Regions from separate parts of the Homo sapiens genome. Here all the other regions are linked to region 1. The links are chromatin loops, found by intact Hi-C in ENCODE. Cell type or tissue: ascending aorta. All regions are shown on one strand. Links, peaks and the distances in the headings refer to the core of each region. The heading gives the core; the rest is flanking DNA. Region 1 holds the start of CHSY3 (chondroitin sulfate synthase 3). Region 2 overlaps CHSY3 (chondroitin sulfate synthase 3). Region 3 overlaps CHSY3 (chondroitin sulfate synthase 3). Region 4 overlaps CHSY3 (chondroitin sulfate synthase 3). Region 5 overlaps CHSY3 (chondroitin sulfate synthase 3).

Region 1 (6,029 bases), core at 537-5,536:
TACAATACAAAAAAAACAAATGAAACTGTGTGTTTGGTGACTTCACAGGGAACATATTTTCATAAAATGTTTCTTCTATACTAAGTGACATGAAAAGTTTGAAAACATAAGCAAAGGAGTTAAGATATAATTTACAAAGCTGTGCACTCCGTAGCTAAAATAATACTAAATTCCAACTACTTGAAAACCAAACTATACTAAAAACAATACATTATTTTAATGTTAAATAAATTTTTACTAAAATTATCTTTTAGGAAATCTATTTTAAATAAAATGTTATTACATTTCAAAATCAATTTCTGAAGAAAAAATCTCTAAGTATTTCATAAAAATGATCACGGCAATAAATAAATAGCTAAGATTATTTAAATAATGGTTCCTTTTCAGAAAATAGCATAAGAATAGACATAAACAAATTTTAGGGAACCTGTCAAAAATACTAAGCAGCTACTGCACACCATTTAAACTTCTGCTTTTTTCCAGACAACTCATTCCTTTTGTATGCCTAAGGAAATACAGTGATTGGAATTTTGTGAATACATCTACCATAAATGATACACTATTAGTTTACTTTTCTGATACTTTTAAAAATATGTTAAATTTCCACTGGAAAATATCCAAAGAAACTTCAGATTTTAACCATTTAAAAACAAAGAGATGCCATTACACACCTAACCAAAATAAAATAAAATAAAATAAAAAGGCACAGTACCAAATGCTAAAGGCTACAGCTAAAGAGAAGAGTAAAATTAAACCTCTTGTTAGAAAAGGGAAATAGATTCACATGTATATAAGCACCAATAAATCAAGCAGGGGAGGATATAAGCATCTTCCAGAGATGTGGCCATAAGTATAGGCCACTGCTTAAAGTTAAGGGGCATGCTAATAACAAAGTCTCAGACAGGCCTGACACCTAATGAGAAAGTTATCTCCCACTCTTGTATCCCTTAAGGGCTGCTACTATCACTTTCAAGTAAATACAAAGATACAGAGAGAATGAATAGAATCGCTGCCCTAGATTATAAAATGGCATGTATATGTACTATGTGAACATTTTCATCACAGCTCCATGCTTACCTCGTAAGACCAGACACACTGAGTCCCACCAAAACGGCGAACGCATCTTCCTACTTCCACATCCTCATGAGTCGTGTACATTTCTCTAAGGCATTCACCAATATGTGGCACCATCCTCCTGAGAACTTCTCGGCTAAAGATCATGCCAGGTCCTCCCATACAGAAGTTTTCCCCAGGCTCCAGTCCCAGCTTTCCAAGCTCTTCAATATTCCCCAGGCCAGTCTGTCCCAGGTAGAGAGGCTTACTGCTGTTTAGCGATCTAAGAAACTCTTCTAATTTATCACCTACAAAAAGAAAGGCAACAATTACTATGTCTCCTTATTTCATAATCACTTATCATGTACAAGGTAAGGGACAGAACTTTCAACATTGTGCTTAAAATCCTCAGTCTTACACAACTGAAAAGAAGAAAAAGCCTCTTCCAATACTCTATTATTTTTAAAAGACTAATTCATAGTTATTAATTTAAACATATTAAAATTGTACCAGCTTCTGGTTAAGGTCACTGAAAAACCTTAACAGCTCTGACAATCATCAATTTTCTGTAAAAAGTGAAATAATGACAAGGAAAGTAAAGACAGGTTTCTTAGTACATTTGAAGTAACAAGAAGTTCCCAGGAATATAAAATAATATTAAATACTGGTATTTAGCATTGTTTTGGCTGACTCTTAATACCTAATAATTATTTTTTACTCATAATTGGTTTAGTTCAGTGTTTTGCCATTAACTAAACTTCAGTCATATACAACCCGCACAGTTTTGGAGGATGTTTGAATCAAACCTGTCTTGAAATTTAATTTGGGAAGGCACCTTTTTAGAAAAAAGTTTGTCAAAAATTAGTGTAATTGGTTTCACTTGCAGTTTGTTAAGTTCAGAAAAAACGTTTAAAAATAAAATTTTGCAGCTAAAACAGTTGAGAAGCACTTGGTATTCCAAGTGATACATTGGAATAAGTAGAGAGTCACCTTCTTCATATTCCCAGTCAGCATCTTTACTACCATTTTTGATGAGCACAGCATCTGCAGTCATTATCTTGATCCCATGCCTTGCCCCGTGTATCTCAATGAGTTTCAGCTATTATTGGATTCTTAATTCAAAACACATTTCATTCTTAATAGAAATTGAAATAATATGTCATTTTAATGTTCTGAAGGACAATCTTTCAAAGTATTAAAACAAATGAAAGAAGTAGGTGCTGTTAATGCATTTTATAAATTCCCTGCAAAATGTGGCAAACTTCTGCCAGGAAACCTTTGTAATTTTGAGATATCCAAGGCAAGGAACTTAAAGTAGAGGAAGCTTTCTTCTTTGAGTCAATCCTAAATACCACTGTTAAAAATGTAATGAGACCATTCTTTATTTTTATATCCAATTATCAGTATTTTCTATTCCAACCTGCTCTAGAGTGACTTCCCTCCTTCCAATCCAAAGCCAAGAAATCTCTAGTTATTATGATTACACTAATTCCTTGTGCCAAAATGCAACAGTTTGGGTTTATTGTTTGGCTTTTTGTTCGTTTTTCTTGCATTATGTGAAAAGTACTATCCGAATCAGGAGGAAGCAATGAGGCTACGAGTAGAAAGGCATAAAATAAGGAAGGGCTGCCCCCCTTTGACCGGGAAGCAAGGAAATGTGGAAAACACAGAGAAACCTCATTCGGTACAACCCTGCTGCTTCCCTTGCGTTGCTCCCCATCTCAGCAACTGGCTGGACTGGAAAGATTCACTTCTCTGACCTAAAGAACTTTGATCCGCTGAGTTTAGAAATTCTCTGTCCAGAGCCGCCCACATTCCGGGAAAAAGACCGCGCCTCTTTTAAACTGACAAAAAAAGTTTTTTCTTGCTGTGGCTGCCTGTGGTTCTGGGAAGGACTTCCAGCCTCTGCTTATCACCGCGGCCAACAAAATGCACTGGAAAGGAACCAATACTAGTGTGTGCTAGTACAGTCTGCTGTTCCCAGGGGTCTGGCTTATTAGCGGGTGCTTTCCTCTTTTCCCCCACCACCAATTCCTTACAACATGCCCATCCTCTCAGGGTTTTATTGAGGTGTGGCGGGGGGATGGGGGACGGCTTGGTGCTGAACTGTAGCGGCTGGAAGGAGCAGCGCGCTGGCACGGTGGGGATGGCCAAGGACTCCCAGTATGTGGAGAGTTGAGCCAAAGGGAAGGGAACACATAGGAAAGGGTCCGGGACAGCGAAGACGATTCCTCAATCTGAGCAGTTCCAAAAGTGCGCTAGATCCAGTTTAAACAAAAGAGCAAGATCCAAAGCCAGAACACTGGATCTCCAGACTAGTTGTAGCTAGCATCCTCCGTCTTCCCTTCCTGAAGACCACGCCCCTCTGGACCGATTGGGGAAACTACCATCAGCAGGGGCTTTCAGAGGAGGGCAGAGTGGGAATGGCCTTTGGTTTAGCTCTAAGGTTCCTTTTCTAACCTCTCCGACGAGGTAAAGACTAAGGGACAAGCGCGAGGCGGCACCGAAAACAGCAAGTGAGGAAGGCGAATAAAGCCAGGCAGGTGTGAGGAGGGTCCAGATTGCAGAAGACGAGGAACGGGCTACGAATTGTGGGCGGATGCAAGGGGTGGGGAGGGCGGGCCAGGGCCTGTGGGAGCCCGAAGCACGTGCTGGCAGAGAAGCAGCGGAGGGGCTGGGCAGGGGCTAGGACCGGTTACAGAGAAAGGAGTCGGGGAGACTGGCAGGCTGGAAAGCCGGCGCAGGGAGGTCACCTTTGATGTAGACATCGTCGTCGGCGCGCATGAACCACTCATACTTGTCCAGGTAGTGGTCGTGCATGTACTTGATCATCATGAAGGACTTTTTCTGGGGAGGATAGGAGTCGTCCACACCCGGTAGCGCGATGACAGGCAGGGGTGGCGGGGGCTGGCCGGCGTTGGGGGGCTGCTGGCTGGAAAAGAACTCCACGCGGCCCGGGATGAAACGCGCCCAGGTCCGCTGCGCGGCCAGCGCGCGGCTGCCCAGGTACTTCTGCGCGGTCATCACCCCCACGTACAGGAAGTCCCGGGGTCGGGCGCTCGGGGCGGCAGCGCCCCCGTCCCCGCTGCCGTTGTGGCTACTCCCCGGCCGGCCGTCTCTCCGCTGCCCAGCCGCGCCCCCGTCCTCCTCCTCGGGCTCCCCCTCGGCCGCTGGAGCACCGGGAAGCCCCGTCGCGCCCTCAGGCTCGCGTCCTCGCCGCCGCTGCTGCAGCGGAGGTGGCTGCTGCCAGGGGCTGCTTCGAAAACTGGTGATCCCGGGTGCTGCCTCGGGCAGCGGTGGCCCCTGGAGATCCTGGCGCGCGGGGGGCGGCGACTGCTCCTGCCGTGGTCGGGACTGGGGCTGGGGGAGCGGCTGCTGAGCGCCGGCGCGGGGGCCAGCAGCAGAGCGACCGTAGTAGGAGCAGAGGCTGGAGCCACGTCTCTTCCTCTCGCTCAGCTCCGCCACCCTGGGGGCGATGAGCCAGGACGCGGCGGTGAAGCCCAGCACCAGCCCTAATGCCACGCTCATCCACGGGCGGCGAGAGCGCACAGCCATCGCGGCTGTCCCGGGCGCGGACGCTCGCTGGGCTGTCGCGGCGCGGCACGCGGTTTCCCCGGCTCACACCCGCCCCTCCTCCGCCTTTGCGCCCCCAGCCGCGGCCGCAGCCGGCCGCCTAGGCGCCGACACCGGCTGGAGGTCGAAGCGCCGCGGACGCCTCGACTGCCGCGGGCTGCAGCTGCCTGCCGGGCTCCCGCTCAGCTCTGGGCCGGGGCTCCGAGCAAGGGTCGGGAGTGAAACTTCTCCCGGCGGCGGCGGTGGCGGCAGCGGCGGCAGCAGCGGCAGCTGGAGGAGCTGCAGGAGGAGGAGGAGGAGCAGCGGCGGCGGCAACGCGTCCGCTCCTAGGCTGCCACCCTGTCAGTGGCGCGCCTGGGCCCTCCCTCCTCCCTCCTTCCCGAGCCCCCGCCCTCACTCCCGCCTCCCGCTCCCCCCGCCGCCGGGCTCCGAGCTGGCCCGGAGGAGGAGCCGCAGGCGGCACCGCTGCCAGCCGGAGAGAAGCGCGGGCCGCGGTATTTCCCCGTCACCCGCCCTTGGACGCCCCCCGTCCGCGCCTCAGTCCAGAGCCGGCCTCCTCTCCGGAAGGAAACGATCCCTGTCGGGCCGCCTCCGGCTTGCAGCGCCGACGCCCCCTCTTCCCTCCTCCCCCAGCTCTTGCTCTTCGTCCCATTTCCCGTCCCGTCCCGCCCCTCCGCTGGCCTCCCGACACTCGTGTCTGGGGGCTCTACTGGCCTCCTCCCGGCGCCTAGGCTCCGCTGACCTCATCGGCGGAGCTCGGGTCCGGGAGCCCCCAGCAAGTTCGTTGCTGTCCCACCGTGCTCTCCTCCCCCGGCCCACAGCCGGGTACGTCCTGGCGTGACCCTTACCACTCTGCCCCGCCCCAGGTCCGCCAGGGCGCCACTCTTCGCGTTTTCCGTCCTTTCCACGTTGTTCTTACCGCTGCCACTCCGCGCCTTCTCTCTCTAGTCGGTCACTTGTCAGGAAACCAAACGTCCCATCCCAGCACCTCTCCTCCCAGCCTAACTTCCCTCCTACCTGCATCGTCCACCAGCTCTCCTCAGTCCTTCACAGAAGCACCATTGTCGTTAGGGTCTCTCCTAAGAAAATCTCTGAGGGATTGGAAATACTTATCCTGAAAGGCTAAGGGAGTTGGTGGTGTGTGGGGGTTCAATCCCCAAAGAACGTAAAAATCCCATGTCCTCCACCTGTTGAGTTGGAAAATGTGGGGCTGCCTAATGGTCTCCCCCTCGGCTCTCCTGATGATATCTGTTCAAGAAATGAGAACTATGGTCTATTTTCAGTCTTGGTAGAAGATTGGCTCAGTGGGACTGGCAAATAGTGGAGAAATGGGCACACATTCACAGGGCCAATACCCTGAAGATCCAAACGAAAGAAATTCTTACCCCCACAAAATAAGTGAA
Region 2 (6,029 bases), core at 518-5,517, 54 kb before region 1:
ACATACACATATATACACAGATACATATATGCACACACATGCCCACACACATCCCTGGGGTTTTTTCAAACTCTTAAAGGAAAAAAAAAACTGACATTATATAGGACCCAAGATTAGCCAAACCAATTCTGTGGAAGAAAATGAAAATGTGGACTTTCTGAGTCAGATGACATAAGAAACATTCAAATGATGACTAAGGGCAATAACACCCAACAGGAGGTTGTAGACTCTGTAAAGTGCAGCTCTGGGCTTTGTCCCAAACACAACTAAAAATAGGTCGATTTAACTGCTGAATAGAGGGCTGCACTGTGAAAAGCAGCTGAAAACTGACTCCATAGTGTCATCTGCTAGTCATTTTCCCACTGCATCACACTTCACTCATATGTTAATAGTACACACCGTGACCAGAATAGTGTTAAATGTTATACCAGTCCCATGAGGGGAAGCACAGAAATCAGAACAAGGAGCTGCTCATGCTGGACTCTGACACTCAAGTGTCGTGGGCAAGTCATAACCCTTCTCTTAGCTTTTTCATTTATACAAAAAGAAATTGAAAAATGTTTCTCATGCCTACCCTAACAATCAAGTAAGCTATCAACCAAGGTAGTAGATGAAAATAGTTTCCTAAACATCAAAAGACTATAGAGATGTAACATATCTGTAATAGCTATTATCCACTTTCCAAGCCTGGGAAATAAAACAGTGTACACATCTCTCTTCAATAATCAATAGCATTCTAGATCTAGGCTCAGTATAGAGGCCCTCTCTCCCCATTCCACCATAGTTTTGCTAGACCGATTACAAGTTATAGTCAATTCTCATTATTCCGGCTTTACCACTGGAGCTGAAACCCTGGCATCTACCTTTGAGGCTCCCAGCAACCACCCTGAAGTTACTAGAACACCAGGAGCAGAATATAAAACATAACCCGCAAAGACCCCCAAGTTGGCTGTTCCAGAATGGGCTATCAATACCAAAGTTAGGTGCAGCCTACATCACAACCCATGTGTTCTAACCTCTCATAGAGTCAACTGGCTCTTCTGGATGATAATTCTGCTCTTTCTGCTGGAGTTATCATTTGAATGCAATCCTTGAAGCCGGAATTCAGCCATCAAGTTAATATGTACAAAAAAAGCCAGAGTCCAGAGACTTGATGTCACCATCAAAGAGGAGGAAGCAGGATTTCTTTGCTTGACTAGAGAAGGCTGTGGTGGTTGGAGAGCAGAGAGCAGAGAGCATGAGACAGAGCTGCAAAAGCACACAGGTGTCAGACCATGCAGGATCTCATGGGCTACAGAAAGGAGTGTGGTCTTTATATTGTGTTTTATGGGAAACAACTAAATAGTTTTAAGCAGGGCAGTGACAGGTCATATTTACAATCAGAAAAGATAAATACAGCTGCAAATCAGAGAACAATCTTGATGCATTAGGAAGTTTGTGCAGTGTCTCTGGAAACAGATGATGCCAGCCTAGATGAGGGTGTTAAGAGGAGAGAGGAAAACAAGTGGATTTAAAGGAGATATTTAGGAGGCAATAGCAACAAGACTTGGGGACAGATTGAATTCAGGGAGAGAGGAGGAGATCTCATGAATGACTTAGGTTTCTGTTCAATTGGCTTGGTGGTGGTACCATTTGCTGAGATTAGAGAAGAAAAGGCAAGGCTTGATGCTGAAGGTTATGCGTTCAGCCATAGTAGTGTTGAGTCTGAGTCTTGATTGGAATGATTCTTTTGAGATGCAATAGTTGGTACCGAAGAGAGGAGAAAATAATTCATAATGAAAATTTTCTGAGAGGGTTGGGGATACAGGAAACAAAACCCAGAAGCAGGGATTGGTATGAGATGAGTAGGACCCCTGTTATGTATGTAACTTAGGGACAAAGTTGAAAGATTGGCTGCAGGTATGGATAGTTTCCTGGTTTGGGCTGAGAGAATATGAGAGTTCCCAAATGACTTTTATTTTCTTCTGGATGGAAGGAGTAGAGTCACCTGTAGAAAATGAGGTGAGTAATAAAAAGCATGAGAATAGAGAAGATCTGAAATAGTTATTGAAAGTTTTTTTAAAAAAGTTTATTGACTAGAGGGAAAAAAGTACAGCTGTTGCACAAGTTTATGTCAGGTTGTAATTTCATAAACAAATTAATGCTTAAAGGTTACTCAAATTGTGGACCATCCTGGATCAGAAAGGAAGAAAGAGGCTAATGGAGAGAAAAGGAGGGAATCGTTGAATAATTATGCTCAAAGAAAAAAAAATGTGTGATCAGAGAAGGGGTTATCTGAGGTAGTGTTTAAAATCAGAAACAAAAGGTGTGGAAAGCCTGGAGCAGTTTAGAACTTTTGGGTATCAGAGAAAAACTTCTAGGGCTAAGTGCATACTGTGTACAGTATGCTCAGATATAAAAAGAAATGGATGATCATCACTGATTATCATTTCTTAAAAGGGGGCAGTAAGTGGTCTAAACTATTTTTCTCAAATGAGAGTTCAATTTGAAAAGTTCACACAATTCAAGGAATAATTCTCTGTATATTGCTATTTCACATAAAACTATTTTAAGAAATAATAGGCCAATATGAACACACATTTTATTCTGTCTCAATTCAAACCCTTTTCATCACTGTTACATACCTTCCCTGCTTTTACTGACTTTATATGTTGCAATTAGAAAAGTAAGCATTTTGAGCAACGTTAGCAATGTCAGAAATACTGAATTTAAAGAGGGAAGGAAGGAAGCAATTACCCCTTTTGGTGTGTTCCATGCATTAGCTGTAATTTCCATTGCCCGTTTTCTGAAAACTCATGTCTGTACCATTTATGGTGAAAAGCAAGTCAGACTTGCCGCAATCAACCAAACATTCCAATTCAAGTCACTCTGGGAAGAATTTCAACTCAGAACATACTGCGGAAATTGTCTACTGGTTTGATCATATCCACTGGTGGACACGGCTTTCAGAGTAACTTGGAAAATAAATTATAATTTGATAACTACGAACACTAGGCACAAAGTAAAATAATTACAAGGGCAGTCTTTTATAATGCCCTTTCTTATTTATGTTATTATTTGGAGTAGGGTACATATAAAATGTTTCACAAAAATCTGTTAATTTTGCAGGAAAAATAAAAACTAGTTTACTTTTTAAACAATGGCATGCATTATTTTTTTAAAAAATATTTCATACATAAAACAAATGATTTCCTAAAAAGATGTTGATACAAAGCTTCATATTTACCAAATTATCAGAGATTATTACATTGAGAGTCTTAAAACTTTAAAACAAATAAATCTAATTAAAATCAAAGTTGGAGTTTAATAATCTTTTTTGTAATTTCCGTTTTCTCACGTATTTAAGTAAAATGACCAAAATGTAGCATGATGACTGGCTCATCATACTACAGTTGTCTTTTTTAAATGATAAAAATTTAAATTTCCCAAGTCATTTCACAAGAAAACACATTAATCCTTGAAGTTATTTATTAAAAAGTATACCCAGTGACAAAATCCCAACCTCAATGACCATTTTAAAGAGTATCAGGAAATAAATATTTTGGAGACATTGTATTCACCATGTCATTTTTGGCCAAAAACCTTCAAAGATCTTCCAAACTTTATAAGCTCAATCTTTATTCATTCAACCACATTAAGTGAATGTCTGCTTCATGCCAAACTCTACCAGCCCTTCTGTGGACAACGTCAAACAGGGAGAGAAAGAATCCTGTAAAGCCCACAAAGAGCATCAGGACCATGATAGGAAGATGTGCTAAGTGTGCCGGGAATGGAAAGAAGCTTTCTTAAGGGAGGGAAAATTCTACTGGTGGGGTCCCAGAAAAGCCTTCTAACTTCATTAAATCATCATCTCTTGTCATAAAACTAACTTAGTCCATTCAGAGTCCTTTGGGTTAGGAATTTTCTAAGGTTTGTCTGAAAATATATTCAGTATCAAATATGCTTAAACACTCAACACCACTTAACTTCATGGCAATGCAATAATCAAGTATGATATCAGAGAAATTTTAAAGTGTTGTTATCAAGTAAAAAAAGATACGCATCACTTGCAATAAAAGGAAAAAGAAAACAGTACCTTAAACTGTAACAAAATGAACATGCAAAGTAAAAACTGTAATCGGAAAAAAATTTCAAATTTATTATAGCTCTCAGCATCTTTCCTATGCTGATGACATAGAAATCTTAATGCAAATAAGTCTAAACATGCTATCTATGGAAACCACTTATTTATAATCTTGCTTCTTTAGCTGCATATTCAAACTGAATAACAATAAACTCAACTATTCCAGATCATAAATATATGTTTATTGTTATTCCTCCCTATTTAACGATATTGAAATTAACGTCTTATAGTTTTACATGCAAATTAAGAATCTCTGCTCTACTGAATAAATATGAAAGTGAAGAAAATAGAGAAGAGAGTCCTTGTTTTCAAATTTTTTATTCATAACATCCAAATTTCAAGATGCAAATCATAAATCAAAATACAAACTACAATCCCATAGGTAGCTATAGGAAATGTGAAAGCATCAAAAAACAACATTCTGGATATATGGGCAAAGATTTTTGCTTAGAAAGCAAGTAATAAATTACTACTGGAATATGATGATGAGATCATCTCTCTAGTCATCTAACCAATATTATTTACATATATACTAGGCAAAAGTATCTAAAAATGAAGAAAGATAAATGAAAATTCAAATCTTATTCAGGACAAGATTAATGTCTAGCAGTAACTAGTAAATGCGAAATACGTTAATTATCATGAGAAGGAAAAATAAATATATGAATATGCAAATTCACTAAAGAGAGCATATTCACTTGGGATTCAGAAGGGCAAGATTCAAGCTGAAATTTGAATGAATAGTAGAGTTTGCTATGTTTAGCTAACAAACTAGATTAATATGTCATTTATTTAGGCTAACAAGGAAATACTGAGTCCTATATTTTATTCTTTTAGGGATTAATATTTACCAATTTATGGCATTCAAAAATAATCTCTCTCTAAAAAAAATTGCTTCTCTGTCTTCTTACAAAGAAGACATCTGCATCTGCCAGGCACACTGGCTAATTCCTATAATCCCAGCACTTTGGGTAGCTGAAACAAGAGGATCACTTGAGGCCAGGAGTTTCAGACAAGCCTGGGCAAGTGAGACCCCACCTGGAAAAAATAAGTAAATAAATAAATAGCCAGACATGGTGGCATGTGCCTGTAGTCTCAGCTACTCAGGAGGATGAGGTAGGAAGATTGCTTGAACTCAGGAGTTTGAGACTTCAGTGATCTGTGATCACACTGCTGCACTCCAGGCTGGGTAACAGAGCAAAACCCCATCTTGCTCTGTACAAAAGTTACAAAATCTTTTGTACAAAAGTTACAAAAATGTTAAAGTGACCTGGAGGGCTTTCTAATGCAGGCTTGGGGGTCAATCATTGGACAGCAGCTTCCCTGCGCACCCAATGCAAGGAATAATTTTAAATACGCTCATATCCTTCCTACACATAGTTCCCTGTCAGATGCCCTACTCCCAAGAAAGGCCCAGCTGGAATCAGGTCTAGTTATATACCAGTAGAAGAAATCCACACTGCATAATTAGAATAATCAACCAAGCCTTTCACTCAAATATGAGATGAAAACCAAGAATCAACAGATTCCCAAGGAAAGAAGAGGACAAATTGATAATTCAAGATAGCAAAGAAAAGTCAAACACACAAACTAATAACACTCTAATATTCAAGAAGAGTATCACATTCATAAAAATAACTGGATGCTCTGAAAAGAAGCAATCAGAGAACATTACAAATATTTAGAAGTTTTAAAAATTCACATTTTAAAAATTAATAGAAAGTTTAGAACATAAAGCGGAATCAGCCAGGATATAAACCTCAGAAGAAGAAAAACATGAAAGTAAAGATAAAACAGACAGAGGATCAACATAGTAAGTTACAGATATGGCCAATTGGGATTTATTTTGGAAAAGAAAGAATAAGAATGAAGTTGGAGAGGAAGAAAAAATCAAGGAAACAATAGA
Region 3 (6,029 bases), core at 345-5,344, 230 kb before region 1:
CATGTCCGGCTAAAGTGTGACAGAGCCCACACTGCTTGCTCTGAACTTCTGAACTTCATATGATGGGAAAAATAATCACCTGCTGTAATTTCTACTTCTCTCTTCAAGGTTCATTCCAATGTGTCTTGCTAAACGGACCTCCTTGGGCCAATCAATTTCTACCCTTGGCTGAATTGATGTTTTAGATGATGTTTCAGTCAATGATGGACTGCATATATGGTCAGTGGTCTGGTAAAATTATGATGCAGCTGAAACATTTTTATTGCCTAGTGATATGATTGTTGTAATGTTTTAGGGCAACAAATTAACTTTTCTATGTTTAGACACTTTCCATTGTCTTACTGTTGCCTAGAGTATTCAGTACAGTAACTTGCTATACAGGTGTATAGCCCTAGGAGCAATAGGCTATACCATATAGCCTATGTATGTAGTAGGTTGTAACATCTATATTTGCATAAATACACTCTATGATAACCACACAATGATGAATTCACCAAAAATGCATTTCTCAGAACATATTCTCAGAATGATGCATTCACTTAAGGGACACATGACTATATTATTTTTAATAGTCTCATCATTGCTCTACTTTAACAAAAGGGATTTGGGTCCAACCTACTGGAACAGTATGAGCTCTTCAGTTAATATATCCTTATCTCATAATTTATCACCACTTTAGCAATCTTTTGCTGATTGCTAAATCAGATTAAGGGTTTATTCTCTATGTGGCCTCTATTATCTTTATATTATCCTTGCCAATTCCCAGCCTCATTTTAGCTCTTGAGCCAATACTGCTTCTGGGCATAAAGAATGAAATGTATTCTAGGCTAAAAATTCAGCAGTCTTGGCTGTCTGCCATTCTTTTAGTATCAGCTTTCTGTCTAACCTTCTTGCCTGTAGCCCACCTCCTGCCATTTAACTGGCTTCAGTTTCACATTTCCCACCTAGCTGGCTGGCCTCTGAGTTCCCTACATCTAAGCCATGCCCATCACCAGAACCATGTGGCCCTGTGGTCCTTCCAGGCTTGCTCCACCGGCATTCTGGACAAAGCCTGCCTACCCTGTATGACCTACCTTGCTGACAGCCTATGCCTACCTCAGGTCACAGCCTGCCCTTAGACGCCTGAGGAGATGTGTCCTTGGTTGGCTAGATATTGTCCTGGCTCCTGGTGCTGGCTCAGCCCTCGAATGGCTTCCTTAGCCCAGCTGTGCCTCTTTTGCTCCACACTTCTGCCCAAGGAGCTTCTATTCTTAAATAACATCTGTAGCAGGGATTGGTAAGCAAGAGTTACAAAATTGCTATGTCTGTCCTACAGAAATATTTTTCTTGAATTTTTTTTTTGTATTTTGTATTTGTATTTTTTGGCTAGCACAATATTAACACACAGAGTTTCTCTCTCTCTCCTCTTTTCCTTCCTTCTTTATTTCAATTGGCTACCAAATTTACAAATCAAAAAATTTCACATTAAAAAACCAAAAAAACAAAAACAGACTTCCAGCTGGCTTGAAGGTAGAAGTTGTAACAATGTTGGGTCCACATTGCCATATGGCAACATTCTGGACTCTTTAGATTGGGTATAAACTCCCTCCAGACGTTACAGTTGCTACTGTAAACAACTGTCTTCCTTCTCACACTGTAGCCAAATTTCCAGGATCTTGATCATCATGTTTGTCCTGTTGCCTTTTTCATAGGGAATATTTAAGAGAAAAATACTTAAATTTTATATCTAAGACTTAAGTTAATATATCCTTTTACTGTTGACTCTAATAAAAGTAGGAAAACAAATAGTTGACCTAGATACATGTTAATAAATAAATGAGAGTATATGTTTTAATGAAAGAGAAGACTATTCTTAGATGTTTAATGTGCAACATTTCTGACATACCCTCAATTAAATTCACGCATTCATATTATGCCCAGTGTCATTTAAGCTTTTAACCAATATATATAATATAGTGCTTCAGGGAAAAAGGATCAGGATGGCAAAATGATTGAAAACCAAGAAGATATACTGAAAATATTCGAATATTTAGTTAGAAAAGAGAAAACTTAGAAGGTCATAATAATCTTCACATACCAGATGAGCTGTCAGAAAAAAAGTGAACATGTTCTGTGTGGTTCCACAGGACTGATAAAGGAAAAGAGTTGTAGGAAGATGTATTTTGGTTGTATTAAATAGCATGGAAAACGACAGGATACAAGATCTTCATTCCCGGAGATGTGCAAACAGAACCTACAAAACATCTAGGAAATCTAATTTTCTTTCATCCCTATTATGTCTCATTTTTAAATAGTAGAAGACAATATATTGAGAGGAGTGATTTTTTTATTCTTAGCTCTCTCTGAAGACTAGAGATTTATATGTAAGGGAAAATACAGAAAGAACAAAGGTAGGAAACAGTTTTGAACATCTGATATTGTTTGGAGCCAGTGGAGACAAGAAACCCCTAACAATTTTGAAGGCACATGAGGCCTTTTAAGTCTTATTAAGCTTTGAGAACCCGAGATTAAAATAGGGAAGAAGTAAACAGACTCACTTATTGGTGATGATCTGGTTCTTGGGTTGGGTGGTGAATTCAATAACATTTATTATATGCTTTATATTTTAAATAAATCTTTATATTTTACCCACCAGGAATACTGGTGCATAAAATAACACAAAAATTAAAAAATCAAAAATTTTATAGCTCAAGTGTTACAAAGCATGAGATTCTGATTCAAATCTACTGGTAATTAAAATCTCTACTTCATAGGATTTTCTTCTTGTTGAATGACTCAGGAGTGAATAAAGTCCTGTCTTTTTAATTTCTAGAGAAATCTTAAACTATTATTTTCTTTCCATTATTCCTGCCAGTGCTTAGGTCTGTATCTCATCAGCTCATGCCTGGACTATTTCAGTAGCTTTTGAAATGGGACCACTCTCTTCTTTCTCAACTCCATCTGCTGTGCAGCTGCCAGAGTTAAAATTCACTTATATCACTCCCTGCCTCAAAACTTCAGTTACTCAAAGCTCCTCAGTATCAGCCTTCATGACTGTCCCTTAGGTTTCTTTGCAACCATCCATACACAGTACACCCCAGTTTTACCAAACTACTTACAGTTTCCCAAATACATTATGCTGATTTTTGCCTTGGAGTGACTTATTCCTTCTTCCTGGACCTTTTCCCACTTCTCTACCTCTGGCAACCACTCCACTTCTCTAGCTGGCTTAATATCTTCCCGTATTAAAATTAAAATCAAGCATTACCTCCTTGGTGAAGCCTTTCTCACTCTGACTCCTATTTAGCTATGGTAGATAACCTCTTCTGGATTTCCACTGTATCCAGTGTACACCTTAATTATTCAACACTTTGTCTTAAACACTTCGCTTGTTTTCTTTAACAGCTTTAACGAACACAAGGGTCTGGGACTTTTCTTAGTGAATTTTAAACACATGGCATAATGCCTAGGAAATGAAGGGCCTTCAATAAATATTTGGAAAAACAAAAGGAAAATTAACATTCTTAATTTTGGTTTATTGGTTATATACAGTCTCTAAACAATTATATACGCAAAATAATAATGGATTTTACTTATTTCTTTTGAGACTGAAGATTAGTGAGGGTAGCAAAACAATCTTCTACCTCTTTTGCCTTTATTAGGAAATATATAATCAAGACATGGTCCCCACTGAGACACACGGAGTTATTTCCAGAGATATGAGTCATGAGTTCAACATGACTGGTAAAGCCTGAAAGCTTTCTCAACATTATTTCAGTGAGTTTTGACATGCAGGGAAACCCATTCATTGTGATATGGAGAGGCAGAGAAAAATGATGGTAACAAAGAACAAAGGAAATTGAGTTTGAGACTGTGAGAAGTAATGAAGGAACATGACTGGTGTGGGCTTTAAAGTTAAATTAAACAAATGAAAATATAAGAGAAAGGAATTAAAATTTTATTTCCAACGGTTAAAATGCTTCCCAAGTCTGATTTTCTAAGGATAAACCTCAGTATCTTTTCAGTGACTCCACTTGGCAGTCCTTAAAATAATGAGGTAAATGAGGTAAATCTCTATTTGTTAGTGTACAGTAAGTTTAAAGAGATGTGATTGAGTGAAAGAAAACTAAAGTACAGCACAGGGTGTGTGTGTGTGTATATATATATATACACACACTTATTAAACTTATACATATTATATACACAGACATGCATATATGTTTGTGTGTGTATACATATATGTATGTATGTATGTATACACACATATATTTAATATACCTTCATATACAGCCATAAAGAAGGGACCACACATATACAACTGTATGTATGTTTAAAAATATAGACACGTATATATGTGTGTGTATATCTGTATCTATACTATATCTATATCGACACTATAGGTACACAAGGTATTCAAAGTATATGGGTACCCTGTGTACCTATATTCAAATAATATGTCTCGAAAGATAAGATTCACAAATGGGTGACTGGGGAGTGAGCTTTAAGATTCTGATATTGGAGAAAAATACACTTCTTGTTGTTTACCTTTTTGTAGCTTGTCAATTTTAGACATATGAAGCATAAAAATTGGGGGGGGTGGGAAGTAAAACGTGAGAGTGCAAGTAAATAAAACCAGAGATGATGGTGCAATTTAACTATTAACTTTATTTTTAAAAATTCTATGCTTCAGTTTTCTTTGCCATCTAAACACTTTGTGTGTAGAAAAATGATGCAAACACAAAACAAAACTACATTAAAAAATTGAAACCTTCTATCTCAAAATCTTAAATAATCAGTGTAGCAGTAACAACAGTAATTACTAATTTCAAGATGATCAATGGTTTTTAGGAATAGCATATTTAAACCAAACTAAGTCTCTCCTCTCAAGAGATAAAGTCCCTGCTCAGGAGAGTAAATGTGTTCAACATATGCATATGGAATGCTATATAAGATCATGATAAGATATTACAATTGGTGAATGTCAACAGGATTCAGAATAATGCTACATGTTTTTGATTATTACCTGCCATTGTCAAAGAAATGATCCTAAACTTTTTTTGTGTGCTACCAAAATATCTTACTTTTATAATATATTTTGATGTCTAAGGCTCCTCTTCTAAAGTTTTAAAATGTATGACCTTTCAAATGGAAACCAAAAATAGAATGAATCACATTGTTCAACCATTTGCAAAAAAATCACCACACATACCAGTGTAGTAATAACTTGAAGATTAGAAGCATGGACTGCATGCAGAATCAGACAAACCTGGGTTTGAATCCAAATCTGCCATTTACAAACTCTGTGACCCTGAGAAAGCAACATCACTTCTGTAAGCCTCATTGTCCACTTAAGTAACAAGGCAAACATATCTCACCAGGTTGCTTAAAAAATTAGTGGAAAAATGTAAATAATACGTTAAGTCAAGTCAAGAAAATACAATTAATATTATAGTAACAATACTTAATAACTGTTGTTAGAATAATCTGGTATAGTTTTTATGAAATAACTGAAAATAAAAAATTAGAGTTAAGCAACATGAGGAAAGTGGGTATCATAATAAAGGGAATGTATGTTTGGGAGCAAACATAAACCAGTTTTCTTTGCTGCTCTCTCTCTTAGGTTGACAGCCTTTTTTTTTTTTTTCTTTTTTTTTTTTTTTTTTTTTTTTAAGACGGAGTCTCACACTGTCGCCCAGGCTGGAGTGCAGTGGTGTGATCTTGGCTCACTGCAACCTCCGCCTCCTGGGTTCAAGCAATTCTCGTGCCTCAGCCTCCCAAGTAGCTGGGATTACAGATGCATGGCACCACACCCAGCTAATTTTTGTATATTTAGTATAGATGGGGTTTTACCATGTTGGCCAGGCTTGTCTTGAACTCCTGATCTCAAGTGATACACCTGCCTTAGCCTCCCAAAGTGCTGGGATTACAGGTGTGAGCCACCACGCCAGGCCTTACCTTGTAAACTTATCTTGATGCTTAACCTCTTTTGAAAACCAGCTTTTAGGGACATAAAAAAGATTGTAATGGTTCACTAATTTCAAGATTATGAA
Region 4 (6,029 bases), core at 331-5,330, 160 kb before region 1:
TTGTATGTATACATTTACCAAATAGGCCATGGCATGTCAAAAAAATAATTATGTGAGAAAATTGTTCCATGTAAGTTATTTTTATTTATTTTAAAAATATATATATTTTAAAACAGAGATGGGGTCTCACTATATTGCTCAGGCTGGTCTTGAACTCGTGGGCTCAAGTGATCCTCCACCTCATCCTCCCAAAATGTTGGGATTACAGGCATGAATCACCATGCCTGGCCATATACTCTTCTTCTATCTTGGTTTATTTAAGTTCATAAGATTGGAATGTATGTTTCATTTCTGCTCATTTTATTGGTCATAGATCAATATTCACAGTAATTTTCTGTTTACATAGTCTTATAGCTTCAAATGCATTTACATCCCATGTCCAAGAAGATGACCGACCACAGGCTAAGTATGATGACCACAGAGGCTATGATGACAGGCCTGAACTTGCACTGTTTTGCCTCTTCAGTAACATTCTCCATCCAAGGAGTTAAGTAGTGCTTATGTTTTCAACCTCAGCTAATGGGATTTACAGGTAATTGAACCCTGGGTAACCTATTAGAAAATATGGATTTTCTATGACAAGATGTTTACAAACACAATGAAATACATATATATTTTGAGTACTCCACCCATTTATTCATTCATGCACAAAACAATTTTTGAGTTCTAGACTGGCAATAGACTCTGCTACAAGACTTTGTAGATGCCAGAAGGAGCAAAACCAAATCCCTTTCCTTGACAAATTTGCTTTCTAGTGGTTATTGAACTACCTATATAAATGTGTGAAAGTGAAAGATCAGCTCTTCGAGCCAGAACCTGACAGTGGCAGGCTGTAAATAAGTTGACTGCAGGCATCATGTACCAGCATGATTGATGAAAGCTTTTAGAAAATGTCTTTACAGACTCATACCATTTAAAATGGTGTTTTTCATAAGGAATTGCTATACGGTACTTATTCCTATGAACTTGCTTCATATTTTCTACCACACTTTTGTGCTTGGGCATGCATTTGCTCTGTGGCAACCCTCCCAATACACACTCAGGATGTTAAGTGAATTCCCCACAAAGGTTTCTGTACTAGGAAAGGGAGTAGACATTTTGTTGTATAGTTTTTGTTGTTGTTGTTGTTCTTAGAGGAGTAGTATTTTTCTTACAGTGTTTTCTTGGTGACTACTGACAAACAGGAAATCAGCACAACTGAAGACAGCCCACCCTGTGAGCACGTGGACCATCATGTACAGTCAGAGGCATCAATTCAATGCAGCAGAGGGATGCTTTGGTAATTATGAAATCCTCTGAAACTGAAATGGGCAATTAGTGGATATTCCATCTTATTTTTTAATTTTCATGGGAAACTCAAGTGTATTCAGCTCTTTCACTTGCAATTATAGAGCTAATTAACAGAAATTGGTGGTGCTCTGTGTATGATAATGACACTTAGTTGTTGGCTGGAAAACCAATAAAGAATTACAAATGAAATTAAATTCAATATTGAAACAGGCCACATTGAAGAAGGGGTGAGAAGAGGTGATGGCAACTTAAACATTAGATAGTTACATGTAATACATATTTACAGCTGCCTGGACATTTATGAGTCCAGTACCCATTTATTCACTGGGAAAGTTATTTATAGACCAACAAACATTAAACTTTCATAGACCTAAACTATGGCTTGGATTTATTTTTGTAAAAAGTTCTACATTTATTTTGGGGAACCTATGTAACATTAAATCATTCAACAATGCTTTATTGTGATAGATGTGTGGAACCCAGAGACGAATAAAATATATAGTTGATGTCTTTGATATCACAATCATGTAAACACAAAAGCAGATATACAAACATACATAATCACTCATATTCTCAAACTCTACCCTAAACATTCCTTTCACCTTCTTGTTCTAACCTATTCTCATCTTACTGCTCTAACCTCTTTATTCTGAGTGTACTGCTTTCCCTGGACCTTCTCTAGGAGTGGCTGTTTTCTCTTATAAAAGTCCAATACCATAGAGTACAGAGGTGGCACAGGTACCTTTACTGCTTTAACTCTGCTAAACAAACATTCCTACCACTAAAAAGTCTGTTTTATATAAATACTCTAGAATCATGCTTTCATTACACAGCTGTTTGAGAAGTTGGGAGAGTAAACAAAATTTCATTACTTCAAAGAGGCATTCAATTAGAAAATATTTGAGTGCACACATGGTGTACAAACTCTTCAACTAAGTTTGTAAAGGATATGACAATTTTCAAATATTTCAAACCATGTTACATAACAGAACTATGGTGACACATCTAATGAAAATATAAAATGCTGACAAATCCATAGAGAAACACACAGGATATAAAATGATTGTAGTACATACAAGGAAGAGAACTATTTGGTCAGTGGAATTAGAGAGGGCTTCAGGAAGAGAGCTATTTCACTGTTATTGGAAAGTCCTAATTGTGAGTTTCAGCAAACTAAGATGTGAAAACTTTAGTAAGGATTATTTCCCACCCAAAGTCACCACAGATTTTTTAGTAAAACTGTGTTATATAAATATACTTGAAGAAAATAAAAATGAAATGCAGACAGGAGAAGAAACTGAGGTGCTAGTTCACAAAATTCTAAAGCACTATTATGAAACACATTTCTTACATTAGCAGATCACTGAAAAGGAATCTAGCATCCTGGCCTTGCTGGCAGTAGCCCAGGCATGAGATAAAACAGCACTCTTGCTGAAATAGCCACCATAAGCCTATGACAGACCCCGGATCCTGAAGAGTGTTGAGAAGCATCCGACAGTGAGGCTTGCTTTTGTGTTCCCTGGCTGGTCCTGCAGCTTACGCCTTTTCCTGGCCTAAATACTCAGAGTAGATGACTCCTTATTTTCTCCATGGAAAAGTTACATTACATAATGAAGTCACCTAATGTCAAAGTGCTATGCAAGTTATGAATAAGTAATAACAATAGAGATAGGACCAAGTAAAGCTTTACTAACCTAAGGACTGGGTGGAATTCTTGAGATTGCTTAAGGATGCTATGCTTAATTTTTTCTCAAATCCTCTTGGAGTATTCAAGTCCTACTACACTATACACCCCAGTTTCATTTTGTTTGGAGAATGGAACAATATAAATATAATTGGACTTACAGCTAGAGGCCCTAAGTTCAAATTCCATCCTGCTACTAATTAATCGTGAGCCTCCGGAAGAGTCACTTAACTTTTATGCTCCTTAGTTCTCATAGTATTCAAAAGGAGGGAGGTTTTCTCAGTGGCCTCTCTGGATTCATCATGCGGTATTATTTTGAGGGCAGCAAAATATTATCCCCAGAGTGTTCTGAAATAATACCCAGCATAGTTGTGTGCAAAATCAATAATAATAGATGATTTTGGTCAGGAATTCAATAATCCTCTAGAATATGACAAATGAAAGAGATACATGAACAGGAGTATTGAAAAGGAAGTAATGAGTAGCAGAAACCTCTGTCACAAACAGTAGAAAATGCTGGTTTGAAGAAGCATGGAGAAATGAGGGCAAAGATTCATGGCTTTTTGTGTTGATGTAGTCTCAGAAGAAGGTGTGTTCCAAGTTTTGGATTATTTTCCATGGTAGAAGCCAAAATGTGTTTGGGAATAAAGAGTTAATGACCTGAAAGCAGGCTGGGGAGATCTTAATGTAATATAAAGCAGTATGAACAAGGACATTGTTCAGAATTTAAAAACTTGTAGGCCCTGAACCAATACGACAGGGGAGGAGACTGTGTGAACCAGACATTTCAGTTTAGTAAACTGGAGTCTCACCAAACTGGAAAAGTCGATGAATGGCTGTGATTAAACAATGATGTCAGACAATAAATTTAGGAGCATATTCACAAATTGGATCATTGTCAGACTAGAAATACAACTTTGTCTGAACCTTTTAAACTGGTGACACAGTAGTGCTATCTTAGATATTTTACACTTAACCAGCTTTTCTTGAGCTGTAAAGTTGATCACTAAGGTTCTCAGGGACAGTCTTTGGTAGTCTGTGATCTTCACCAGTTTCTCAGATTCACCCAAGAACAAGAAGCTACCCCAGAGAATAGAAAGGGTCACATAGAGGATGGGCCCTAGTGTACTCCATACAATTCCGAGAAGCAACCTCATTTTCTATGAAGTATCCTAAAATCCCCATAATCAGAAATTCTAAGGAAAGGAGCAGACGAAGGGCCAATGGCCTACATGAGTCGTTTTTTGTTTTGTTTTGTTTTTAATTTGTACTAAACAGAGGCCAAGGGCTACCACTAAATCTTCAATAAATATTCAGACATTGTTAAGAGAGAATTTTTCAAGCTGGTTCTAAATGTCAAAGTTGCTATTACCTAGCAAAGGTGTTCTTCTTATTTTAAAGTGGATTTATTCTTTCAAAATAATGAACACTAAGTTCATATTTTACAGGCAAAATTGAAACAACCACCATAAAAAAACACTTTAAAATAAATTTAACTGTTCTGAGGCTTTGGCATCTGTTGGCTCCGTAGTAGCAAAATAAAGGACTTCTTCCAGATGAATGAGTTACAGAAACCAAGTTCTATTCACAGCCTATGCAGGAAATCAATGACACAGGGTAATGAAAAAGAAGAGAAAGAAACTACTTTTGCAAACTGATGTGTGCAAAGTAGAAACTATACATGGGTTCCTGACTGTTCACAATAAAAGTATTCCCCCTAGGCAGCTCCTCAGAGAGGCATGTCCTTAAATCTAATACAAAGGCAGCTCTAGAAAAAGGAAAAGCAAATCATATTTCATGCGCAGCACGATTATTTGGTAACCTATCCAGACTTTCTCTTTTCTCATGGTGAATGACTTTGTTTGGACTTAACTTTCTAGACCCTGCAAATCACTTGGAAGAATTCTGGGAGCAGCCCTTGCTCTTGAGAATTCTCTGAGATTTGGCTCCAGATAAAGAGTCAGGCATATGCAGATTTAAACATGGTATACTCATTATGTAAAATGTGAAGTCAATGAACAGCAGACAAGACTTTCAACTGTTTCCCAAATTGAGCAAAATTATTTGAACTGTTTTTGAAATTCTTAACATGCGCCATAGAAGTAGGTTTGTTTCTGAAACTTGCCTAGAGCAAGTAAAAGTCATTTCAAAACCACCTTCCTTAACCGAACACAAAAAGGATGGGCAGTGAAGAATTAAAGCAATACATAGAACTATCTCTAGTCCTTCCTTAGCCACTGTATAATTGTGTAAAAACTCCTTAACTTCTGTCAGCTTCAATTTTTCCGTGTAAAATGGACCTTATATCTACATGACAGGACTCCTGTGGGGACAGGAGAGAATATGTGCAAAACATCTGGTGCATTTTGGATATAGAGTATGTACCTAAAATAATCACTAATAATATATTAGTTGGGAATGTCTATCATCTTATGGGCTACTGATGAAAACATTTTAAAACATAAGATTGTCTCCAGCCCAAATAGCAAGTCAGTTGTCCCTGAGTCTTCCTTAGTATATCTGCAAAGCCTCCTGTGACTACTTTTTTTATTAGAGTCTGAATAGGAAGGCAAACTTAGTCCATATGAGTAATTCCTCCTAAATCATCTTCAAAAAAATTACCATTAAAAATCACCCTCATCAGTATAATCTTCACTAATTATCATGCTATGGTTTGAATGTGTTCCTTCCAAAATCCAGATGTTGCCAATGTGATAGTATTAAGAAATGGGGCCTTCTAGGGGTGATTAGGCCATGAGGGCTTCTCTCCATGTGAATGAGATTAAGACCCAGATAAAAGAGGCTCCACACAGCATTGGGCTAGCTTGCTTTCTTGCCCTTCCATCTTCTGCCAGGTGAGGATGCTGCAAGAAGGCCCTCACCAGACACCAAATACTGGCACCTGGATCTTCGACTTATCAACCTCCAGAACTGTGAGAAATAAATTTCTATTGTTTATAAATTATCCAGTCTGTGGTATTCGGTTGTGGTAGCACAAATGCACTAAGACGTAACAGAACTCCTGGGAGATGAAAATACTAAATTTATAAAAAGA
Region 5 (6,029 bases), core at 586-5,585, 200 kb before region 1:
TTGCACCTGCATATTTCTGTCAGCATTTTATTTCCAGGTGGCTGAAAAAAAAAATCACTTTAACCCATTGGTTCCCAATCTTGGCAGAATATTAGAATCACCTGGGAAGCTTTTAAAAATTACTATTTCATTATTTTGATTTATTTGATGTAGGCTGAAGCCTTGGTACTAGAATACTTTAAATACACTCTAGGCAATTATAATATTCAGCTAGGATTGGAAATTATTGCCTTAACCTATAAATAAGCAGTATGTTTCTAGAACATGGTGGTCATATTTGGGATCTTTTGTTACACAAATAAATAATCATATTGAATAGTGCAAAGCTCTGTTGCCTAGAGCTTTTTAAAATCGGGCTGATTGTATAATGTGCTCACAAACTTAACAACAGCTAGATTTTAATGAATCTGAGGACTTAGGATAAAATTAGCCATATATATTCAGGGTCATAAAATATATAGTTTCAGATAATCCACCATCAATGTGAAAAGAATTTTAAACAACTGGCTGATTAAAGAGGTGATACTTCAATTCTAGCAATATGGTTAAAAACACAGTATAGCAGATTATTGGCATGTGAGGATTTAATGTTAATCAGTTTTCATCCTGAAGATCCATGACTACGGGGATTTGTACTTGACTGAAACACAGATTTGAAGGATTCATGCCATGGGGCTGGCAAATAGGATTTGAGCTGCTGTGCTCATCAGTGAGCCTAGCCTACAGGCAGCATTCTTTCATATGATCATACATCCTTTTTTCAATGATACAAACATGGAGGTTTGTGAATGAGTAACAGCCAACATAAGAAATTAAATGTTGGTGAAAGTTGAAGAGCTAGCAATAAAAATTCAATTTTTATTAAAATAAATTTATTTTAATAAAAATAAATTATTAAAAATTCACAGCCAAAATTCAATTCCTAACAAAAGCAAAAGACTGTTCAAACATTTTTACATTCCCAAACATGAAGATTTCTAAAGATCTTACAAATATTTCTCTTATCAGGGATATAATATACAGAGTTTTAAGTTATCTTATAATGCTGCACAGTTTATTTAGATTTAATCCCCAAGTTAATGAAATATAAAAAGGTATTATATGTCATCATTAATATTCTCTATGCTTTTTATATGAAAATGAAAATGAGTTGGAAGTAGTTTTCATCTAAGTTAGAAAAAAAACCTGCATGTAAGTATCCATCCACTATGAAGATTATCTCCCTAAGGCTCAAGACAGATCTTATGAGGTCTGGGCTTCACATACTGTCAGCACAAAACCCTCTGGGCAGAATGAAAGCCAAAGATTAGACTGTGGTTTATCTGTGCTCTCCTTTGAGAAATGTCAGAACACATTTCTTATGAATTACAAATACTAAAGAAACAACACTTTTCAATAGCTGCCTCTGCCTGTGTGTTATTATGAACATGACAGTAAAATGAAGAAAATCAGGTGGGAATATATTATTTCTTAATACATTTAGCTAACCATTGCATCTAAAACAGAGCTCTTTATGGTTGAAATTTTGACTAAAGGCAAAGCTTTAGTCAAATTTTGTTGTCAGGAAATTAAATGAGAAAAAACAATGGTGACTATATAAGAACCCATGTTCAGTAGAAGCCAAGCTCATTTCTGAAGTCACTACAAAAACAAGGTTCTAGAGCATACTTTTTAGATAAATCCCAGGAAAAAATTTCAGAAGCAGCCAGGTTTGCTCTTCATACCCATGAACTGCCAACATTTTTCTTTATCAGAGTAGTTGCAGATTGTTCAGCATCACCATTTCCAGTACTTATAAGCCTTTTCTTTAGTAATTAATTATAAGCCATAGTTTTTCCTAGTAATTTTGAACCTCTCCATTCTCTATCCCATCTCTTTTCCTTGCTTAATACCCAAACTCCAATTCACTTCCCCTTATGGAGATCTGTGGAGTTTTCAAGTCACTTTTGGTTTAAACAAGATGACAGTGAAGACTACATGAGATGATGTATAAAACCTACATAGGACAATATCCAGCTCTGGGCAAGTCCTTGATAATTGTCAGATTCCAACCCCATGTCAAATCCCCACCTAATATTTCCCGATATTCATCTTCAAAGTAGTAAATATGCACTTAAAAAAAAAATTACTCTCCTCAGAATAGGAAAGTGTGTTCTTTAAGGAAGAAGCAAAGGTGCAGCTCTCTCTCATGAAATGCTCCTTATATTCTATATTGATGAGAAAAATACTAGAACTCCTGAAATTTTAAAATTGAGAAAAAATTTAAGCCTAACAATTGTGTGTTTTGTAGATGTGTAAAGATTTTAGAAGTTCTCCTTGCTGAAATTAGCTTCTAATGTATTAATTTTTTTTCTCTTACTTACAACATTTTAGTTGAGAACTTTCTAACCTACCAAGGTATCCATTTTGCCTTGGTAGGGTCACAGTGTTTTCAATCCTCCTCTGCTACTTTCAATAGGAGATCACCCCCTAGTGGAAATGAAGTAGAAAGTATGGCATTTTTGTGCTTCTCTAGTGAAAATTTAAAGGAAATCTATGTCTCTTAAAATGATATTAATACTATCAAGCAAAATCTAAAGAGGCAATTTTGTAAGCAACAAAGATTTCTAAGTTACAATGAGTCCCTATTTGCATAAGAATATATTAACGGTTTTAAAGTTTCTTGGACCTTTATCCTAATTCACAAATTATTGTCTCTTTCCATTAGAACTTTTATTTCATTTCCTTATTTTTAGACACTGATGTGCCTGTAAATGTAAACTATAGAACATGACTGAAGTAATTTGCAATCTTCTTTCTGTTTAAGAAACTTGAGGGCTTCATATGTCTTCATAGTCAAATGGATAATACCCATGCTTTAGACTATTTTGGTCCATTTTCAGAAGAAATGTTATACAAAATATAAAATATTAGTATTTGCCTTATATTTAATAGATGCAATACAAAAGGACTATTCTGGGTGCTTGACATGTTATTCAATTAATAAACCTATAAAATACTTGTGGATAAAATGCTTAACTATTGTTTCCATTTGTGCATCTGCTTTGAAGTTGATAATATAGCATGTGAATGTTCTAATGAAAAGCCTAAGTGTGAATGCAGTCATTTTTTTAAATGCTGTAAAAACTTTATCACATTTTAAAATCAAAACCAATAAATTCAACCTCATCTTTGATAAAACCTTCCAATAACTAATCATAACCGCATATATGGGATTGTGCTTTTATGATAATATAACTTTTTGACAAAGCATTACAATCCAAATGATTGTCAGTTTTGCATTTTTCTACCATTTCATGAAATCTTGATTACAATTATTTCTGAAAGAATAAAACCTCAATCTTAGGTAAATGGCAAATTGCCACTTAAGTTAGCCAAAGGAGAAGTTATTTATTTGTATTAAGTACTTTGCACAGACTCTGGATGGCCCTATACAATTTATAATATGTGATATATACAATAATATAAAAATATAAAACACTAACGCAGGAGGATAATTTTTTGAAAGGGCTCTCTGGAATTATGCATGGAAATGCCAATATGAGCTTGATGTTTAGATAACTTCAAACATAACACTAACATTTAAGTATTTATATATGTGTATTTTCATGATGTAAAAAGTTTTGCATCATAAACTGATTAAATTGCCATCAACTAGAGTGTATAAATTATAGAGTTAGGCAAGAATATTAATTCCTGCCCCACCTACCTTACAAGACCATTGGTAGCACCACAATTAAAAATATATATGAAAGTGCTTTGTAAATTATAAGCAATTATAAAATTGTCAGATGTGTTATGCTTACAGTTGGTTGATAAATTATTTTGATAATAAAAATGTTTTTCGTTGTAACATACTGAAGGATTCTATCAGCCATATGAAAAAGAGTGTTAGACACTGAAGCAAATATAACCCCTTAGCTATTCTGCTCTGAAAAGAGGTAATAAGCTAGAAGAGAGAAGAATTAAGCAGCCAACTGATTTGAGTGATTGTGGGGCAGGGTGGAGAGGATAGAGCTTGCTTTGCAGGCATGATACCAATAATTAGACCTAATTATTAAACTGAACTGACTTGATTGATCAAATACCACTAAGTTTTACTTTGTATCTATTCTGTGTAGTCAAAGGCCTGCCTGCCAGGGCCTGTCAATAAGTTGGCAGAACAGATTTTGACAATAAACATGTAATACTACAAAGAGTGAAGTTAGGGCTGTCTAAGCTAACAGCACATTTGCAAAAGTGGTATATGTATGTATAAAGCAGAAGGAAAACAACTCATTTTCAAATTTATTTTAATATAAGTACCATTTCCTCTATATATATTAAAATAAATTTGAAAAAGTATATATATAGACGAACACACACACACACACACTAGCCCCGTAAGGAATACTTAATTATTCAGTAAAAGAGACTCAGAGCAAGTCACCTTCGTTGTTAAATATATACTACTCTTTTGCTGAGTAATGTGGAACTCCACATTACTATTGTTAACGTTAGCTATAGTAACATTGTGAAGAAGGTCAGGAGAATTTACCCTTTACATAATGCTTGGATGGCAAAACTGCAAATTAGATCAGTTTTATTTCTGTTTTTATAGGTGAAGAGTAAAGAATGAAGGCTCTGATCAAATAATACAAAATTATACAAGCAAGAATCATTTTGCTTTGAAAAGCACATTAACTGAAGCAATTATTATCAATGTTATGTTAAATAATCATATTAATAAACTTAGTTACCCATATTTTAGTAAACAAACTAAGATTCTCAATAAATTGAGAGTAAATCCAGAAATAGAGACTTACAGTGACAAAATGAGAATTGTTAATTAAATGTCATTCATTCTCAACTCTTCAAAGCATAACAAATTGTCAAAAAGGTAACTGAGACTGTGCAGCACATGTCACATAAAAACTGCTTAAGCTAAAATTATGAACCTTCCTTAGCATTCCTGGATTGTTTCTTAACATAATTTTTCTAACTGGCCTAATTTCCATGTTTCCTTGCATATGCAAGTAATAAATACAATAAGTGGTGCAGTTAGAGGTAGGTATAATGACTTCTAGAACAGTGACAGCTGAGATTATAAATTTAAGTTTAGAGACAGACAACATAACAATGAGTCATGCAAATATGAATATTTATAATAGATGATGCTAAGTCATCTCAAGGGCAGGTTAAACTGTGTTCAATGCCTTCCCACCAACAGTACTTTCTCATTCCTACTTCACTTTATTTTCTTTCATAGAACTTTGTCACCACCTGAAACATATTTATTTCTTTATGGGTTTATTGTCTGTATCCCTACAGTAGAATAAAAGCTGGTTTAAAAGGCAAAGACTTGATCTATTTTATTCTCTGCTGTATCCCCAATGCCTAGCACACAAAAGTAGGTGTTTTACATAACTGGTTTGCCCATGAGTGTGTTTTCTTCTCCTGTACTGCTGGGAGTGATATGCCCATAACACAAATTAATGGATTTAGTGACAAGATTGGTCTTTTACACCATCCAAAAGCAGCAAAATTATATGAATTAACAAAAAAGTGTAAGCGCATGACTGTCATACGTCCACTTACCTCACTGCAGAGCTAAGCATTGCCTGTTCATGCTAATGAAATAAAATTATCACAGAATTTATATTACAAATGTATCACGTGGTACAGTAAAATAACATAATTGGCAATGATTTTCTGAAAGAAGTCTGAGACTCTTATTCTCATATCCAAATCCACTTGAACTTGTGTGCTTGGGGAGGTTAAGTAAGATATTAGAGTAAAATATTTTCACATATTCACAGTGAAAAATATCTGAAACAAAAACCAAAACCCTGTTTATCAGAATTTTTTTAAAAAAAGAACAGCAACCTAGTTCTCTGGGGGAATACTGGAGAAAAATAGTTTTGACTCAATTATAACTATCCATATTGATCAATTATTGGAACTTTGAGAACAGAGTATCTGAATTGCTGCCTATCACTTTTTCAAGAATAATTTTATGTCCATATATATTTTTAAAATCTTGCTTTACA

What was found. A loop is a pair of places that touch in the nucleus more often than their neighbours do. Peaks named below come from ENCODE experiments on the same cell type or tissue, not always from the same donor. Only the 100,000 strongest peaks of a DNase experiment are listed, where the experiment ranks them.
Region 2: a loop joins it to region 1, with 5 times the contacts of the local background. A loop is called at or near these places in 4 of 110 quality-filtered maps.
Region 3: a loop joins it to region 1, with 4 times the contacts of the local background. A loop is called at or near these places in 40 of 110 quality-filtered maps.
Region 4: a loop joins it to region 1, with 4 times the contacts of the local background. A loop is called at or near these places in 7 of 110 quality-filtered maps.
Region 5: it touches region 1 in a loop (9-fold over the local background); 4 of 110 quality-filtered maps call a loop at or near these places.

Annotation. Positions count from the first base shown.
Region 1 is chr5:129,903,409-129,909,437 of GRCh38, reverse strand. CHSY3 (chondroitin sulfate synthase 3) reads right to left here and starts at 4,973. Exons shown (of 3, transcript NM_175856.5): 1 at 3,807-4,973; 2 at 1,078-1,361. The coding sequence starts at 4,608. It overlaps CHSY3-AS1 (CHSY3 antisense RNA 1), which reads left to right and starts at 3,511. Exons shown (of 3, transcript XR_002956248.2): 1 at 3,511-3,596. RefSeq lists a silencer at 4,606-4,815. In ascending aorta, for the core only: a CTCF peak has its summit at 2,693; DNase peaks (open chromatin) are centred at 3,424, 4,077, 4,567, 5,067 and 2 weaker places; H3K4me3 peaks cover 5,000 bases; H3K27ac peaks cover 1,838 bases.
Region 2 is chr5:129,957,855-129,963,883 of GRCh38, reverse strand. All of the region lies in intron 2 of CHSY3 (chondroitin sulfate synthase 3), which reads right to left. Among named protein-coding and RNA genes, the nearest start is that of CHSY3-AS1, 55 kb to the right of the region's middle. In ascending aorta, for the core only: no CTCF peak of the experiment used is centred there; no DNase peak of the experiment used is centred there; H3K27ac peaks cover 3,111 bases.
Region 3 is chr5:130,133,391-130,139,419 of GRCh38, reverse strand. The region is part of intron 2 of CHSY3 (chondroitin sulfate synthase 3); the gene reads right to left. Among named protein-coding and RNA genes, the nearest start is that of CHSY3-AS1, 230 kb to the right of the region's middle. In ascending aorta, for the core only: no CTCF peak of the experiment used is centred there; DNase peaks (open chromatin) are centred at 1,038 and 2,949; H3K27ac peaks cover 5,000 bases.
Region 4 is chr5:130,063,570-130,069,598 of GRCh38, reverse strand. The region is part of intron 2 of CHSY3 (chondroitin sulfate synthase 3); the gene reads right to left. Among named protein-coding and RNA genes, the nearest start is that of CHSY3-AS1, 160 kb to the right of the region's middle. In ascending aorta, for the core only: no CTCF peak of the experiment used is centred there; a DNase peak (open chromatin) is centred at 2,688; H3K27ac peaks cover 3,646 bases.
Region 5 is chr5:130,105,789-130,111,817 of GRCh38, reverse strand. The region is part of intron 2 of CHSY3 (chondroitin sulfate synthase 3); the gene reads right to left. Among named protein-coding and RNA genes, the nearest start is that of CHSY3-AS1, 200 kb to the right of the region's middle. In ascending aorta, for the core only: a CTCF peak has its summit at 2,479 (motif pointing left); no DNase peak of the experiment used is centred there.